2 separate regions of the Homo sapiens genome follow, and region 2 is linked to region 1. Evidence: chromatin loops called from intact Hi-C (ENCODE). Cell type or tissue: B cell. All regions are shown on one strand.

Region 1 (8,000 bases):
AGCTCCCTTGTCAGAGGTGCATGCAGCAGCACTGCAGCTCCCTTAGCAGGAAGTCCTCCTAAGCAGCAGAGACAGCTGAGCTACTGATGCTATGTCTACCTAAGCCCCAAGGGCTCTAGCAGCTTCTGTCTCCCCTAGGCCCCAACCGTCACAACATTAATCTTGAAGCTAGGCTGGGTTCTGACTGAACTTCTAGGCAGACCAGTGTAGAAATGGCTATTGTCACCATCTCTGCCTTACATCCCCCAGGACAGCACTCCTGTCATACTTTCCATAGGCAAAAAGCCCCACAGACTCCAGTAGATTAAACTTGCTCCCTTTTCGTTTGGACTTGGTGTTTGGATTGTTAGCCCTCTCCCCAAGAAGCTAGATTTTACGCCATTTTTTTATTCCCCCTAATCTAGGTTTTAGTTCTAAGCTCTCCAGCACTTGCTCTCAGCATGCCCTTGTGGCTCTGTCAATCCCCTGCTGGGGCTGAATTATAACCCCTTTTCCCCCACCTCACATTTGTTTTTTTACCCCTCACTTTTTTCTATCTCCTCCCCCTTTACTTTTAACCCCACTCTGTAAATTCTTCTGCCTCTTCCCCTTCTGTACCTTCCTTTTCCTTTTCTGAATACCTCCTCCCTATCAAAATTATGGCACATTTAGTGTTTTACATGAACAAGACAGGGCAATCACTCTGTGAATGGGATTCAGTAACTGAAGTGTCTCTTTTTGACCTTGACCATTTTGCACAACCAATTTTCAAAGAAAATGGATTAATCAAAATTGATTTGAACTTACTGCCCCGGTCAGAGTCTCTGAAGCCAATCTTCCCATCACAATAATTTTCCATTTTCACTGAGGCTGTCAGGATGTTAAGATAGTCAAGGGCTCTTTGCTTCCCTCTGGCCACCAAAAAGCAATTTTCGCTAATGCTGGTGAGGATTACATTAAAATTGTGTAAAAGAAAGACATGACCTCTTTTTTGTCAGCTGGTGCTCATAAGGGCTATGAAGATGCTCTCTCTCAATGGCTCTAGTCACCAAGGCTGACCTGAAATGTTGTAAGTTCAGCCAGTTGGGAAGAAAGGAGGGCATTCACTTAGAATCACCATAATTCGTTACCATTGGTTGACTCATTAAACTTCACTGACTCCATTTCTTCCAAACCATTGTTCATGCTTCTTGAAATTCAGTCAAACCACCCATTTCAGATCTTTGGAAGGGGGAAGTCTGGTCCAAACTGATGCAGTTTAAATTGGTGTTCCCAACTGATTCTGATTAACACGGAGGTGGGGGAGCACAGACAGATAGTGATACCTGTGAATTTGAAAAGGCTTCCTAGATAAATTATCTGATGCATCCAAAACATCCAGTCCTCCAGTACTATAAACTGCCTTCTTAATGTAAAGCACAGAGTGTGACTTTAGGTGCCCCCCTCCCGCCAATCATTACCAGGTGGAAGTCTTCAAGAGGCCTGTAGAAGGAAAAATGCTAAGGCGAAGATCCTCTCGTCACATACTCACTTTTAAAACCCCAAAACATCTTACTTGCACATTGTATTCTTAAGTAAAACAACTGGCCTTGGCAACAGAAGCATCAACAGAACTATAATGTGCTGATTCACTACTAGATCTTCTATTGTTATCTTTGACAAGAATGCCTGAAAATAATATTCTATGTGTTTCTAGGAAAAGAGGCTGTCTTGGGCTATTAAGGCTGCTATAACAAAATACCATTAAATGGGTACCTTATGAACAGAAATTTATTTCTCATAGTTCCAGAGGCTGGGAAGTCAAAGATCAAGGTGCCAGCAGATCCAGTGTCTGGTGAGGGCTCATTCTCTGCTTCAAAGATGGCACCTTCTTGCTGTGTCCTCACATGGTGTAAGAGACTAGCTAGCTCTCTGGGGTTTCTTTTATAAGGGCACTTAATCCCTTCATGAATGGGATGAATCTCCTTCCAAAAGCCCTCCTCTTAATATTATCACAATGGAAGTTAGGTTTCAACACATGAATTGTTGCGGGAACACAAATATTCAGAACACAGCAGAGGCCATATGAGCACTTTTTTTCAGTAGAAAAAAAAAGCCCCATGTTTTCAAACAGCTACTTAAGCACCAAGAAAACCTTCCTCAAATTAGATCCCCATTTGCTCAAAGTCTTCTCTGTTTAAAATTGGCAGTGGGCAAACTGACCACTGGTTTTAGTCCTTGATTCTAATAATCTAATTTGCCCAAAGGATTATGTGCAGTGCACAGCTGGGGCTTTTCTATCCATGGGAAATAAATTATCACTCTCATTCCTAAACATTGGCCCTGATACCTGGGCTGGGATTCTCCCTAGGGAAGTCCTGTAATTTCATTGTGCATTAAGTCTGTATGTTCTTCTGTCTTCCTGCATTCATTTATTCACTCAAATATTTATAGAATGCCTACTATTTGCCAGTCTATTGGCTGGGTACTAATTAGAGAATAGCATCAAGCAAGATAGTCAAAATGTCTTCCCTCAAAGAGTTTATAATCTGGTTTTTTTCCTGGGTCACGTTGTTATATTCTTGACTCATACTCCTTTCCTAAGCCTCTTACCTGTACCAGGTGTTTCTACCCTCCTCCTTGGACGAGTTGTAGGCATTAAATCCAGTCCATAGGGGTCTCCTGCCTTAACCCCATCCCCAAGATCCAATGCCAGTCAGAGGATCTTGATAGGAAAGTAAAAAATCCAGACAAGTCAATATCGCTCCTTACTCTAGTCCTTTCTTTTGCCCAGTCATTATCTATCCATCTATACTCAGATTATTGAAACCCACATCACAGGAATCTGATGGACAGGTCTGTGATTGTTCCTTTTTCCTTTGTGTTCCTAGACACTCCCCAGTAAACCACCGGACTTGTATGGTGCTCTGTACATTCAAATTAGAACTATGGTCATATTACCCTCATATACAGTCTCAGACCTGTACATGAAATAAAGATATAGACATAATTCAAAACCTGTATCAATCAGTGTCCCAGCAGGAAATAGATGGCACACTCAAAATGGCTATTTTGGAGAGGGGTAAGGGTCAATATTAATAAATGGACTATTTATAAAGGTGTAGGCAGGGTAACTCAGGGCTAGGAAGAGGATTTGGAGATGCCTTTACCATCATAGCCTGACTAAGAAAAGGGAGACTTTTGATGTCATCCCTACAGGTCAGCTTCCCAGGGTAGAGTGCAGGAGGGAAGACTGGAGTGAGGACCTGAAGAGGCAGACAAAAACTATCTAGCGCAGAACTTCTCATTCAAATTTTGCAGTAATTCAGACCAGGGCTGAGATCAAGGTATTGTGCATTGATCTGGGAAAATCAGCTTTGTTAAGCAAATGAGTAGGCTCATTTTTAAACTATGAAAGAACTCATTTGCATAGAACAGTGAATGACTTTTTTAATGTATTTATTAAAATAGGCCTCACTTTGACACTTTGTTAGCATTAGATTATGTTACTAAATGTGACTGAAAAAAATGAAACGAGACTGCACTTATTTAAAACAGTCTGGATTTCAGATTTACAGCTAATTCCGATTGATTTCCTTGCACCCTGTCCCCCACCAAAAATAAAAACTGGGCATACCAAATTAAGGAGCTTCGATGCTTAAAGTAACATCATAACACTGTTATCAGTTAACTAAACACTGCTCTTCTGCAGTCCATTAGAAGAACCTAGTAACAAGAAAACAGGTTGATATTAAAACTTTTACTTTAAAAAGTAATAACAGTAAATGGACCCCATTCCCAAGGCTGCCATCACATAGCCCAGGCTCCTGACCCTCTCTCTCTGCCTCCATTTCTAACCTAGAACAGTCTTCCAAGATGGCTAGCAGGATAATGCTAAAGCCCTGTCTGAAGTCCAGAAATTAAACACAATAGAGTCCATGATGAGCAAGACACTGATCACTGAGGTTGCGTCTCAGCATCAGACAGACTAGCTTGGGCATTTATCAGCTAAGACACCTCAGGTGAGCGGTTTAATTTCTCCAAGCCTCGGTTTCCTCAACTTTAAAATGGGAATAAAGAAAACATCTACATCATCAGTTGTTACAGGGATTGCATAAGGTTCTGTGTGTAAAACACCTAGCACAGTGCCTGGCACATTACATGCACACAGTAAACACTTTGATTGTCACACTCAGAAACAAGAGCTAATTTAAAGAAAAGAGGGAAAAAAACAAAGGTGAGAAGTGGGTTACCTTTCAATTAACTAAAATGTTACATTGCCCAGACTCCCATTCCCTGAGGGATCCCATTAAATTCACATTTATGGTATTGATTTTTTTCCAGGACAACAACCATTTTACACATTAAACATCTCTACCTCCTGCTATTTTATAGGTGGCTACTATAATAAGATCTCCACTCACATCAATTCAGAAGTCTATCTTTTTCCTCTGTCAAAAGCAGGAAATAAAGCTGGATAAGAGACCTAGGTCACTATGGGGGATGGAAATGTATCTAAGAATCCCCAAAGAATAGGTCAGGAGGGGGATCTGAAGTGGAATAAGAGGCTTAAGAGGAAGAAATTCAAATTGCTATGGCAGGTTTGTTTGGCTCTTGATCCAGAGAAGCCACATCTGCAAATGTTACACACACTGTCACGTGTTAGTTACTTCCCTTTTTCAAAAGGCACAAAGTCCTAGGTCACAAACCACCCCACCCCTCCCCCTAACCCAACAAGGTGAGAGAACAGGAGAGTTCAAGAACACTCAAACAAATAATACTTCCCCAACCCCTGACATAGCCTCCCTTTTTCCATGCTTGCTACTCTATAATTTATCCTCCCCACAACAGCCAGTGTGATCCCTTTTAATTCAGATCACACCACTCCTCTGCTTAAACCCATCCAATGTCTTTTTGTCTCACTCAAATTAAAAGTCCTAATCCTTACAATGGCCTACAAGGCCCTAAGCAACTTGCTAATCTGGTGTCACTAACCCCATGAACTCTCTAACCTCATCTTCTACCTCTCTTCCCCTCACTCACTTCCCTCCAGCCACACTAGACTTCTTTTCCTAGAACACACCAAACGCACTCCTGAATCAAGATCTTTGTTCTGGCTGTGACCTCTGCCAAGAATCTCTTTCTCCAGATTTTTGCATGGCTGACACCAGAAACCTTTTACAGGTTTTCCTCATTGTCCCTTTCTCTGTGAAACTTTCTTTGACCACCCTAATTCAAATTCGATCACACATCACTTCTGGCATTCTCAATCTCCCTTCCTTACTTTCTTTTTCTTCATTGTACTTATCGTCATTTAACATAACACATATCTTATTACCTTATTGTCTGTCTTTCCCATTAAAACATCGTACTCCATGATGGTAGGGATATTTGTCTCTTTTGTTCATGGATGTATTCCCAGGGCGTATAACAATGCCTGGTACATGATAAGCACTCACTATTTGTGGAATAAGTGAATTCACCTAGTTTAAAGTAACGGCCTTACCCTTACGGCATAATGTTTAGAAAAAAAAAATGTGTGTGTGTGTCTTTTTTTAAATAAAGAAGTGGCCTTCAACCCTGACTATACATTAGAATCATCTGGGCAGAGGGCTTTTTAAATCTATTCATACCAGATAATTCAGAATCTCCAAGAGTAGGACCCAGGAATCTTTCTTCGAAGCTATATAGGTAATCCTAAGGTATAGCCAGCGTTAACTCCTGGTTTAAAAAGTCAAATAGCTCTTCTTAATAACAGCCATCTCTGGGATTACCCTTCTTAGCTCAATAATTATTTGTTAAATGAAAGAATCTAGGTGAAATTAGGTTCCAACCATCATCAAGGGGAAAAAACCAAAAGGGACAGCTAGCGGTGTTGTGAGGCAGTATTCAGTGTGCTATGATTAAGAGGTAAGACAGAGAGGCAGTGTCTACAAATAGCAGTGCTTTCCTGGGGCCGACTTAGGTCCAGGAGCTGGCTTTCCATTTTAGAGGTGAAAAACCGTATTTTGCCAGCCCACACAGGTGCGAGGTGGGATCTTCTTGACGACTCCCATTCACCAAACTTACAAGAGATTGATAACACTGCATAATTATGCAACTGCATGACTAACTCATTGGTGCTCTAGCCCTGACACAGAGAAGAACCGTACAGAGACAGTACACTGGATGCAAAGGTTTTAATTTAGGGAGAGGGAGGTGGGAAGTTAGGAGAAGATCATCTGAAAAGGGCACTGCTCAGGTAGGCACTTCTCAGGTGTGCCATCCATGTGGTAAACATCTTTAGCCACTGTATGGAGCCTCTGCTTTGCCTATGTTTTTAACAGGGTTTTAAACAAGTGTTTAGACGTGCCAAACACCTGCTGGTGAAAGGAAAATGCGGGGGCGGCGGGGGGTGGTGTGCTTCAAGTGGAGAAAGATAAATTTGCATTTCCTACTCAAAAGGAGAAACAAAAATAATGCATAATGGGAGAAGAAATTTAATAACTACCATTTCTAATTGGGAACATGTTATCTCATTTAATCCTCCCCACAGCACTGTGAGGGAGGTACTATGGTTATTCCATTCTATAAGGAAGAATCTAAAGCTCAGAGAGGTTAAATAGCTTGCCAAAGATCACAGAGTTGATAAGTAGTAGAAGCAGGGTTGGAACTCTCCAAGTCCCATGCTTTAACTTAGTTGTCCTCAAACTTTCCAGTACATTAGAGTCACCTGGGGGCTTATTTGAATTGCTGACTGCTGGGACCTACTCTCACCGTCCTCCCGCAGCCCCCCGCCCCACCAAATTCTGATTTTGAGGGTGTGAGGAGGGCCCAATAATCTAATGTTACAAGCCCCACGCCTCCCCTGCCCTGGTACTTATGGTGCAAGTGGTTCTTTGTGGGGATTCACAGCTCTTCTCTTTATGTGATGCCGGTGGACAAGAAAGCTGCCTCCTCCCTCTTCACAGCACATCCAAACTCGACTTTAAAAGAAGCTTAAACCATGATTCTCTTGTGTTCTTTGATCATCTTCCACTTCCTGGAATTGCTTGATGAGTTCAAAGGCCCTTCACAGTGAGCTCAGATCAGGACAAAGTGCACACATGTCTCTTAGTGAAGCATCTATCCCAGCTGGCTCACATCCCAAGAGAAGCGAATGAGCTCTTCCCCTACACGAGGCCCCAAAATTAGAGAGCGGTGATGAGCAGCTCTGTTGCAGATCATACCCCTGGATACCTTCAAGAAAAAAAGCATCTGTTTGGCCTTGAATTAAGTTATTTGGTCTCTGATTGTTGCTCTGCACCTCTCCCTGCACAAAACCCCGGAGAAAGGGAAGCAAACATTGGCTCCCAGAGAACTGTGAGTAGTAAACGCAAAAGCCTTCCCAGCTGCAAGCTGGGCCCCACTGCAGCTGTGAGGGGTGGAGGGTAGGGGGGTATCATTTTCTTAGCCTCAGTGAAATCACCTGCATTTGAATTTAATTCTACTTTGGCCCTTCCTCAACTCCCTGTTCTAACCCTAAGCTTCTCAGAAAGCCAGCACACACACCCCCTCACCTTGCCTTCAGCTTCTCCCTCACCCCATTCCCTCTGGCCAGGTTTCTGGAGATAACTGAGTAAGATCCTCCATAGCTTGGTGGCTGTTAGGGTCTTGGTCAAGCATTTCATTAAAGAAATGGCTTAATCAAGGAAGCCCACCATTCCACTCCTTCAGAAAAGACGAAACCATTCAATTCATGTAGCAGAAATAGCATCGAGGATTCAAAACTTCACTCTGTCACTCTGTGTAAAAGTTACCTTAATCTTTCTGAGACATGTGTATAAAATAGTAATAACACCTATTATGTTCAAGTGTGATAAGATTATATTTTTAAAGTGAATATTAAAGTGGCATATAGGGATTCTAATAATAATAGCAACAATAAATAGCTAACATTTCTTGAATATTTATTTCATGCCAAGCACTGTTCTAATCACTACATTTGAATTCATTTGTAAATTACAACCATCTGAAATAAGTACTTGTATTATGCCCATTTTACAGACAAGGAAACAGGTTCA
Region 2 (8,000 bases), 50 kb after region 1:
TTACAATTATAAGATGAACCAGTTCTGGGGCTCTAATATACACCATGGGTGGTCAGAGAGGTGTTAATTAATTTGATTATGAAACATTTCACAATGTATATGTGTATTAGATCATCACACTGTACACCATGATTATATTAAATCTTTGTCTATTAAATATTTCTAGAAGACTTTATTATTGGGTTAAAGAAAATGAGTGACACTGTATTGCTCACAAATCCGCCACTTGAAAGCCCCACAAAATTAGCTGGCCACTAAGGCTGCCAAGGGTTTAGAAAGCCTTGTCTTACAGGCTGGAAAGCAATAAGGCTTCTGATCCAGAAGTTGATAAGGGAAATCATCCAGGACTTCAAAATAGATTTCAGTTTCCAGAGTGCAGCCACAGAGTGCTTCAGAAGACTGGGGAAGCATACCTGGTGCTGTTATTTGAAGATTTTAACCTTTGCGTCATCTGTGATGAGAGAGTCTCTAACGTGCCTTAGGATGCCCTGTTAGCCTGCTTGATATGGCGAAAAAGAGCTTAAGTTAAGGCAGTTTTTATGGTGTTTAGTAGTAAATTATGCAAAATGTTTTGCCTTAACTTGTTACTTTATTGCAAGGAAATATTTATATATTGCATGTGAGCTTAAGTCATCCCCTCACTCAAGATGGTGTGAAAAGTAACTACTCAGATTCAGTGACATGAGCCCTGTTGTTCAAGAGTGGCAAACTGCTGCATGAAGAATGGGTGGATGATAGTTTTTCCATGTTTCTGTATATTAATGAGTTGTTGGGTAGTAATTACAATAGTAGAATTGATTAAATGCATTAGAGGGCCTTTTTTCAATTATTGGTTATGAGTTGATCCAAGTGTTCAATAATTGAGGCTATTAAAAAAGAACCTGAACCTGAATAAGCATCAACAGCCAACCACTACTTTATAGGAAATAAAGAGGACAGAGAAAAATGTTAAACACTATGGGAAAGCTTTCAGCAAAATCCAGGATGTCAAAAACTCTACTAAATAAACCATCCAGTTTCTTCAACAAATAAATTACCAAAAATAAAGAGATAGGAGGGGAACCTGTAAATTAAAGTAAATATGAGACGTATCAACCAATAACAGTGTATGGATGGCAACTGTGGGATAGGGTGGGGTAGAGTTGGGAAAGTAGTGGGGATATAGAAGTAACAAGATTGATTATTAGTTAATAGTTGTTGAATCTGAGTGATGGGAACATGGGGTTTCTTTATACTGTTCTGTCTACCTTTGTATCATAATGAAAATATAAAGTATACCTACCAAAAAAAAAACCCAGGGTCTGAGGAATTTGACCATATACTTTTGTGATAGAACATGGGCTTTTCCATGAGTGAAATTTAAAGTTTCCTTAGATAGATAGATAGATAAATAGATAGATAAAATTTTTTATTTTTTTATACTTTCAACTTCTATTTTACATTCAGGGGTACATTTGCAGGTTTGTTACACTGGCATGTTGCATGATGCTGAGGTTTGGGGTACAACTGATCCCATCACTCAGGTAGTGAGCATGGTACCCAATAGGTAGTTTTTCAACCCTTGCCCACCTCTGTCCCTCCTTGCTCTTACTAGTCCCCAATGTCTATTGTTCCCATCTTTATGACTATGTGTACCAAATGTTTAACTCCCACTTATAACTGAGAACAAGTGGTATTTGGTTTTCTGGTCCTGCTTTAATTCACTTAGGATCATGGCCTCTAGCTGCATTCATGTTGCTGCAAAGGGCATGATTTTGTTCATTTTTATGGCTGTATAGTATATCATGGTGTATATGTACCACATTTTCTTCATACAATCCACCATTGATGGACATCTAGGTTGATTCTATGTTTTTGCTATTGTGTATTGTGCTGTGATGAACATACAAGTGCATGTGTCTTTTTGGTATAACAGAATGATTAATTTTCTTTTGGATATATACCCAGTAATGGGATTGCTGGGTCAAATAGTAGTTCTAAGTTATTTGAGAAATCACCAAACTGCTTTCCACAGTGGCCAAACTAATTTACATTCACACCAACAGTATGTAAGTGTTCCCTTTTCTCTGCAGCCTTGTCAACATTTGTTGCTTTCTGACTTTTTTAATAATAGCCATTCTGACTGGTGTGAGATGATATCTCATTGTGGTTTCGATTTGCATTTCTCTGATGATTAGTGATGTGGCTCATTTGTTCATGTTTTTTGGCCACTTGTATGTCTTTCTTTCTTTTTTTTCTTTTCTTTTTTTTTTTTTTTTTTTTTTTGAGATGTAATCTCGCTCTGTTACCCAGGCTGGAGTGCAGTGTCACGATCTTGGCTCACTGCCATCTCCGCCTCCTGGGTTCAAGAGATCTTCCTGCCTCAGCCTCCCGAATAGCTGGAGTTACAGGCGTCCGCCATCACACCCAGCTAATTTTTGTATTTTTAGTAGAGATGGGGTTTCACCATGTTAGGCAGGCTGGTCTCGAACTCCTGACCTTGAGTGATCCACCCGCCTCAGCCTCCCAAAGTGCTGGGATTACAGGCGTGAGCAACCGTGCCCGGCCTGTTTCTTTAGTTTAATTATAGTTTCTTTAGTTTATTTAGTTCCCACTTGTCAATTTTTGTTTTTGTTGCAATTACTTTTGAGGACTTAGTCATGAATTATTTCCCAAGGCCAATGTCCAGAATGGTATTTCCTAGGTTTTCTAGGATTCATATAATTTAAGGTCTTACATTGAAATCTTTAATCCATCTTGAGTTAATTTTTGTATACGGTAAAATTTCTGGGTCCAGTTTCATTTTTCTGCAAATGGCTAGCCAGTTATCCCCACACAATTTATTGAATAAAGAGTCTTTTCCTATTGCTTATTTTTGTTGACTTTGTCAAAGATCAGATGCGTGTAGGTGTGCAGCTTTATTTCTAAGTTCTCTATTCTGTTCCATTGGTCTATACGTCCGTTCTTGTATCAGTACCATGCTGTTTGGGTTACTCTAGTCTTTTAGTATAGTTTGAAGTTAAGTAGTGCAATGCCTCCAGCTTTGTTCTTTTTGCTTAGGATTGGTTTGGCTCTTCAGGCTCTTTTTTAGTTCCATATGAATTTTACAATAATTTTTTTACTAATTCTGTGAAAAATGATGTTGGTAGTTTGATAGGAATAGCATCGACTCTGCAAATTGCTTTGGGCAGTATGGCCATTTTAACAATACTGATTTTTCCAAATCATGAGCATGGAATGTTTTTCCATTTATTTGTGTAGTCTCTGATTTCTTTCAACATGTTTTGTAGTTCTTTTAGTAGAAATCCTTCACCTCCTTAGTTGTCTGTATTCCTAGGTATTTACATTTTTGTGGCTATTATAAATGAGATTGTATTCTTGATTTGATTCTCAGCTTTAACATTATTGATGTATATCCAGGGACCTAAGTTAGTTCCCTCCAGCCCTTTTAAAAGACACTAACCCATTCAAGGGGGTGTAGTCCTCATGACTTAGTCACTTTCCAAAAGGCCCCACCTCTTAATTAAGGATTAAGGATTAAAGAAACTTAATTGAGGATTAAGTTTCAACACATAAATCTTGGAGGACAAATTCGAACCATAGCAAGAAGGCTCATAACTTCCATCAGATTCTCAAAGAATATCAACAATCACTGCCTTGAACAAAGGCAACACACACACACACACACACACACACATCCCGTCTTTAGGGATGTTTCAGTTTCTGATCTCATCCTGGCAGGCACTATAGCTGCTTCTGCACATGAGAAATAGTTGACCTGATCTCACCTACCACTTCTTTTCTTTTTTCTTTTCTTTTCTTTCTTTCTCTCTTTCCTCCCTTCTTTCTTTCTTTTTTCCTTCTTTCTTTCTTTTTTTGGCACTTCCTTTAGGAATCTTCCCTGTCTTGATGTTTACTTCTCTGGCTATAAGGACTTGCACGGTGTGTCCATGGTTATACCTCATATTATAAGTCATTTCCAGCTACATCATTCTCACACCTACTCACCCTGAACTCTACCTTCACCTCATCCTACTTGGGTTGTCCGACTCCCATGTTCCTGCTGCTGGTCCTTCCAAGCATACCTACTAACTAATGACCCCTACCTAAAGTCTCAGATCTCTGTCCCTAACCATTCTTGGCCTCAGCTCCTCACCTGGCCCTCAGCATGTGATGAGTACAGAATGATGAAAGCAGTCTAATTGGAAAAAAAAAATGTTTCATGGAGTGAAGCAAAGGGAGATGAAATTGGACTGGATTAAGTTCAGATCAAGTTCCAAAGGTCCTTGAAGTAAGGCTGGGGAACCACTGGACATATTATAACTGGGAAAATAGCATGACTAAAGCAATGCTTTAGTACATCATTTCTGAAAAAAAGGTGTGGTATGTAATATTAATTGATGTTACATGAAAAAAAGTTATGTGGGCAATTAAGTTTGGGGAATGTAGGGTTAAAGTTAGAGATGGTTCTTTATTGCAGGACTTCTCAGACCCTTTAACATGATAATAAACATAGTGAATCTTCAGGAGGGATTTGAATGTGCCCTGGTTCTTAAACTCACATTAGCACAAAATCCTCCTTTTAATGAGGAGCATGTATCAGGGCTAATGTTTCCCAAAGCACAGTTTGAGAAACAGGATTTTAGGAAGATTGATCTGGCAAGGTATGCAAGAGAATTTGAAGTGAGATGAACCTGAGCCAGGAGACTATTGGCAGCAAAGCAGGTATAGTGGAATAGCAGACCACCCTGCCCTCAGCAGTGAGAATTAAGTGGAACAGGTGATCCCAGAAGCTTTGTGAAAAACAACAGTGGGGATTGGGGTTAAACATCTGGTGGAAGACTGAAACCGTGCTTTTTACTTTTATACTGTAGCATCAAGAAGAAAACTTTGCCATGTGAGAGAAAGATGTACTCTTTTGGTCGCTATGTTATTTCCATCCCAGGGATTTAACAAAATTATTTTTTCTATTCCACGTTAAAAGTTTACCTTGCGTTGGCCAGGCATGGTGGCCCACACCTATAATCCCAGCACTTTGGGAGGCCGAGGCGGGTGGATCACCTGAGGTCGGGAGTTCGAGACCAGCCTGACCAACATGGAGAAACCCTGTCTCTACTAAAAATACAAAATTAGCCAGGCGTGGTGGCACATGCCTGTAATGCCAGCTACTTGGGAGGCTGAGGCAGGAGAATCACTTGAACCCGGGAGGCAGAGGTTGCGGTGAGCCGAGATCATGCCATTGCACTCCAGCCTGGGCAACAAGAGCGAAACTCCGTCTTAAGAAAAAAGAAGAAGAAGAAGTTTACCTTGTGTTTTTGTACAATTGGTGCAATTTGCAAAATGTCTCCCACCTGTCATTAGCTCGCTGTTCATGTTGCAACTAAAAAGGAGATTGGAAGCTATCTAAATAGAGTTTCTTTCTATCCAGTTACAAAGCTGATTGTGTATTTTGGTAAGAGTTTTGGACAGAATATTTGCTTGAAAGAAAAGAAGAGGGAGAGAATAAGGAGGAGTAAGATAAAGAGGGAACAGTCTATCCCAGGAATGTTTTAATTTGTTACTCAGCCCCTCATCCCCACTCCAAGAGCTTTCTAGGATGATAGCCTGTAGCCAATAGTTATAAGGCTAATAGTTATATAGGTTACAATGTTGATTACATTAAAAAACACTCAACATTAACAGTTAACAAGTTCATAGCCAGAGATATCTGACTGAGGTAAGAAATTCCTAAGCACAACTAGAGGTATATTTGCTTGGTTAATCAGAGTTTCCAGAGTTAGTATCCATGACTTAAAATCCTCATGTCCTGGATCTCTTAATTGATGCTAAGTCCGTTATAACAAATTGTGGAGTTCAGGCTGTTCTCCCAAAAGATAACATTAGCTTCACCTTTCTGGTAACATTTTGAAATTAACCAACATGTTTCTAAGACTTCTGATAGCCCCTTTTAGCAGCGGCAGTCCTGGTAAAAGCAGAAGGGGAATAGTTTCCTAAAAAAAGTTCAAATAGTCTCCAGCCTTTCATCCACACCATCAGGATTAACATGGCCACCAGAGATTCTTAGATGATAAATGCAACCCCAATTTAGGCAGAGCTTGACTGGACTGGCATCCTCTTGAGAGAAAACATCCATCCCCAAGAATGCTGCTTTATTTATATAAACTTAGAGACAGCAAAATCCACATATCAGTCTGTGCCTGTTTCCTTACCTGTAAAATGGAGATGATAACAGCACCTACTTCATATGGTTGAGGTAAAGATTTAATGAGTTCATACATGTGAAATGCTGAGTATAGCACCTGACAACAATAAGTGCTCATTAAGTATTAACTATTTTTTTCATTATTTATTATGGTTAGTGTTAGATTAATACATTATCAAAGCCCAACAATCTAACAAGATACAACCATATAGTGGCTGGCAGAGAGATTCCCTTTTAGGAGCTTAGCCAATTTATGTCATTCATATCTATACATTTCTAACCCAGCAATCTCATTTCTGGGTATTTGCCCAAAAGATTTTATATCAGTTTGTCAAAAAGATGTCTGCACTCCCATGTTCATTGCAGCACTATTCATATTAGCTAGGTTATGGAATCAATCCAAGTGTCCGTCATCAGATGAATGGATAAAGAAAATGTGGTATATATACATAATGGAATACTATTCAGCCGTGTGTGTGTGTGTGTGTGTGTGTGTGTGTGTGTGTGTGTGTGTGAATTTTTATTTTAGGTTTGGGGATACATGTGAAGGTGTGTTACATAGTTAAACACGTGTCACGAGGGTTACTTGTACATATTGTATGACCCAGGTATTAATCTCGGTACCTAATAGTTATGTTTTCTGCTCCTCTCCCTCCTCCCACCCTTTCCACTCAAGTAGACCCCAGTGTTTTTTGTTTTCTTCTTTGTGTTCATAAGTTCTTATCATTTAGCTCCCACTTATAAGTGAGAACATATGGTATTTAGTTTTCTGTTCTTGCATTAGTTTGCTAAGGATGATAGCCTCCAGTTCCATTCATGTTCCCGCAAAAAAAAAAAATGCTATCTCATTCTTTTTCATGGCAGCATAGTATTCCATGGTGTATATGTATCACATTTTCTTTATCCAATCTGTCATTGATGGGCATTAAGGTTGATTCCATGTCTTTGCTATTGTGAGCAATGCTGCAATGAACATTCACGTGCATGTGTATTTATGGTAGAATGTTTTATATTCCTCTGGGTATGTACCCAGTAACAGGATTGCTGGGTCAAATGGTAGTTCTGCTTTTAGCTCTTTGAGGACTCACCATACTGCTTTCCACAATGGTTGAGCTAATTTACACTCCCACCAAAAGCGTGTAAGTGTTCCCTTTTCTCTGCAACCTCACCAGCAGCTGTTATTTTTTGACTTTTTAATAATAGCCATTCTAACTGGCATGAGATGGTATCTCATTGTGGTTTTGATTTGCATTTCTCTAATGATCAGTGATATTGAGCTTTTCTTCATATGCTTGTTGGTCGCATTGAGAAGTGTCTTCTTTGAGAAGTGTCAGTTCATGTGCTTTGCCCACTTTTTAATGGGATTGTTTGTTTTTCTCTTGTAAATTTGCTTACGTTTCATATACATGTTGGATATTAGACCTTTGACAGATGCATAGTTTGCAAATGTTTTCTCTCATTCTGTAGGTTGTCTGTTTACTCTGTTGATAGTTTCTTTTTCTGTGCAGAAGCTCTTAAGTTTAATTAGATCTCATTTGTCAATTTTTTGCTTTTGTTGCTATTGCTTTTGGTGTCTTTGTCATGAAATCTTTGCTCACTCCTATGTCCAGGATGGTATTGCCTAAGTTGTCTTCCAGGGTTTTTATAGTTTTGGGGTTTACATTTAAGTCTTTAATTCATCTTGAGTTAATTTTTGTATATGGTGTAAGGAAGGGGTCCAGCTTCAATCTTCTGCATATGGCTAGCCAGTTATCCCAGCATCATTTATTGAATAGGGAGTCTTTTCCCCATTGCTTGTCTTTGTCAGCTTTGTCAAAGA

The links. Peaks named below come from ENCODE experiments on the same cell type or tissue, not always from the same donor. Only the 100,000 strongest peaks of a DNase experiment are listed, where the experiment ranks them.
Region 2: a loop joins it to region 1, with 1.8 times the contacts of the local background. A loop is called at or near these places in 4 of 110 quality-filtered maps.

Annotation. Positions count from the first base shown.
Region 1 is chrX:120,751,938-120,759,937 of GRCh38, reverse strand. No RefSeq gene overlaps it. Among named protein-coding and RNA genes, the nearest start is that of CT47B1, 120 kb to the left of the region's middle. RefSeq lists an enhancer at 4,769-4,848. In B cell, no CTCF peak of the experiment used is centred here; DNase peaks (open chromatin) are centred at 4,647 and 6,337; H3K4me3 peaks cover 1,590 bases; H3K27ac peaks cover 5,419 bases.
Region 2 is chrX:120,701,585-120,709,584 of GRCh38, reverse strand. It overlaps the pseudogene H3P46. Among named protein-coding and RNA genes, the nearest start is that of C1GALT1C1, 76 kb to the right of the region's middle. In B cell, no CTCF peak of the experiment used is centred here; no DNase peak of the experiment used is centred here.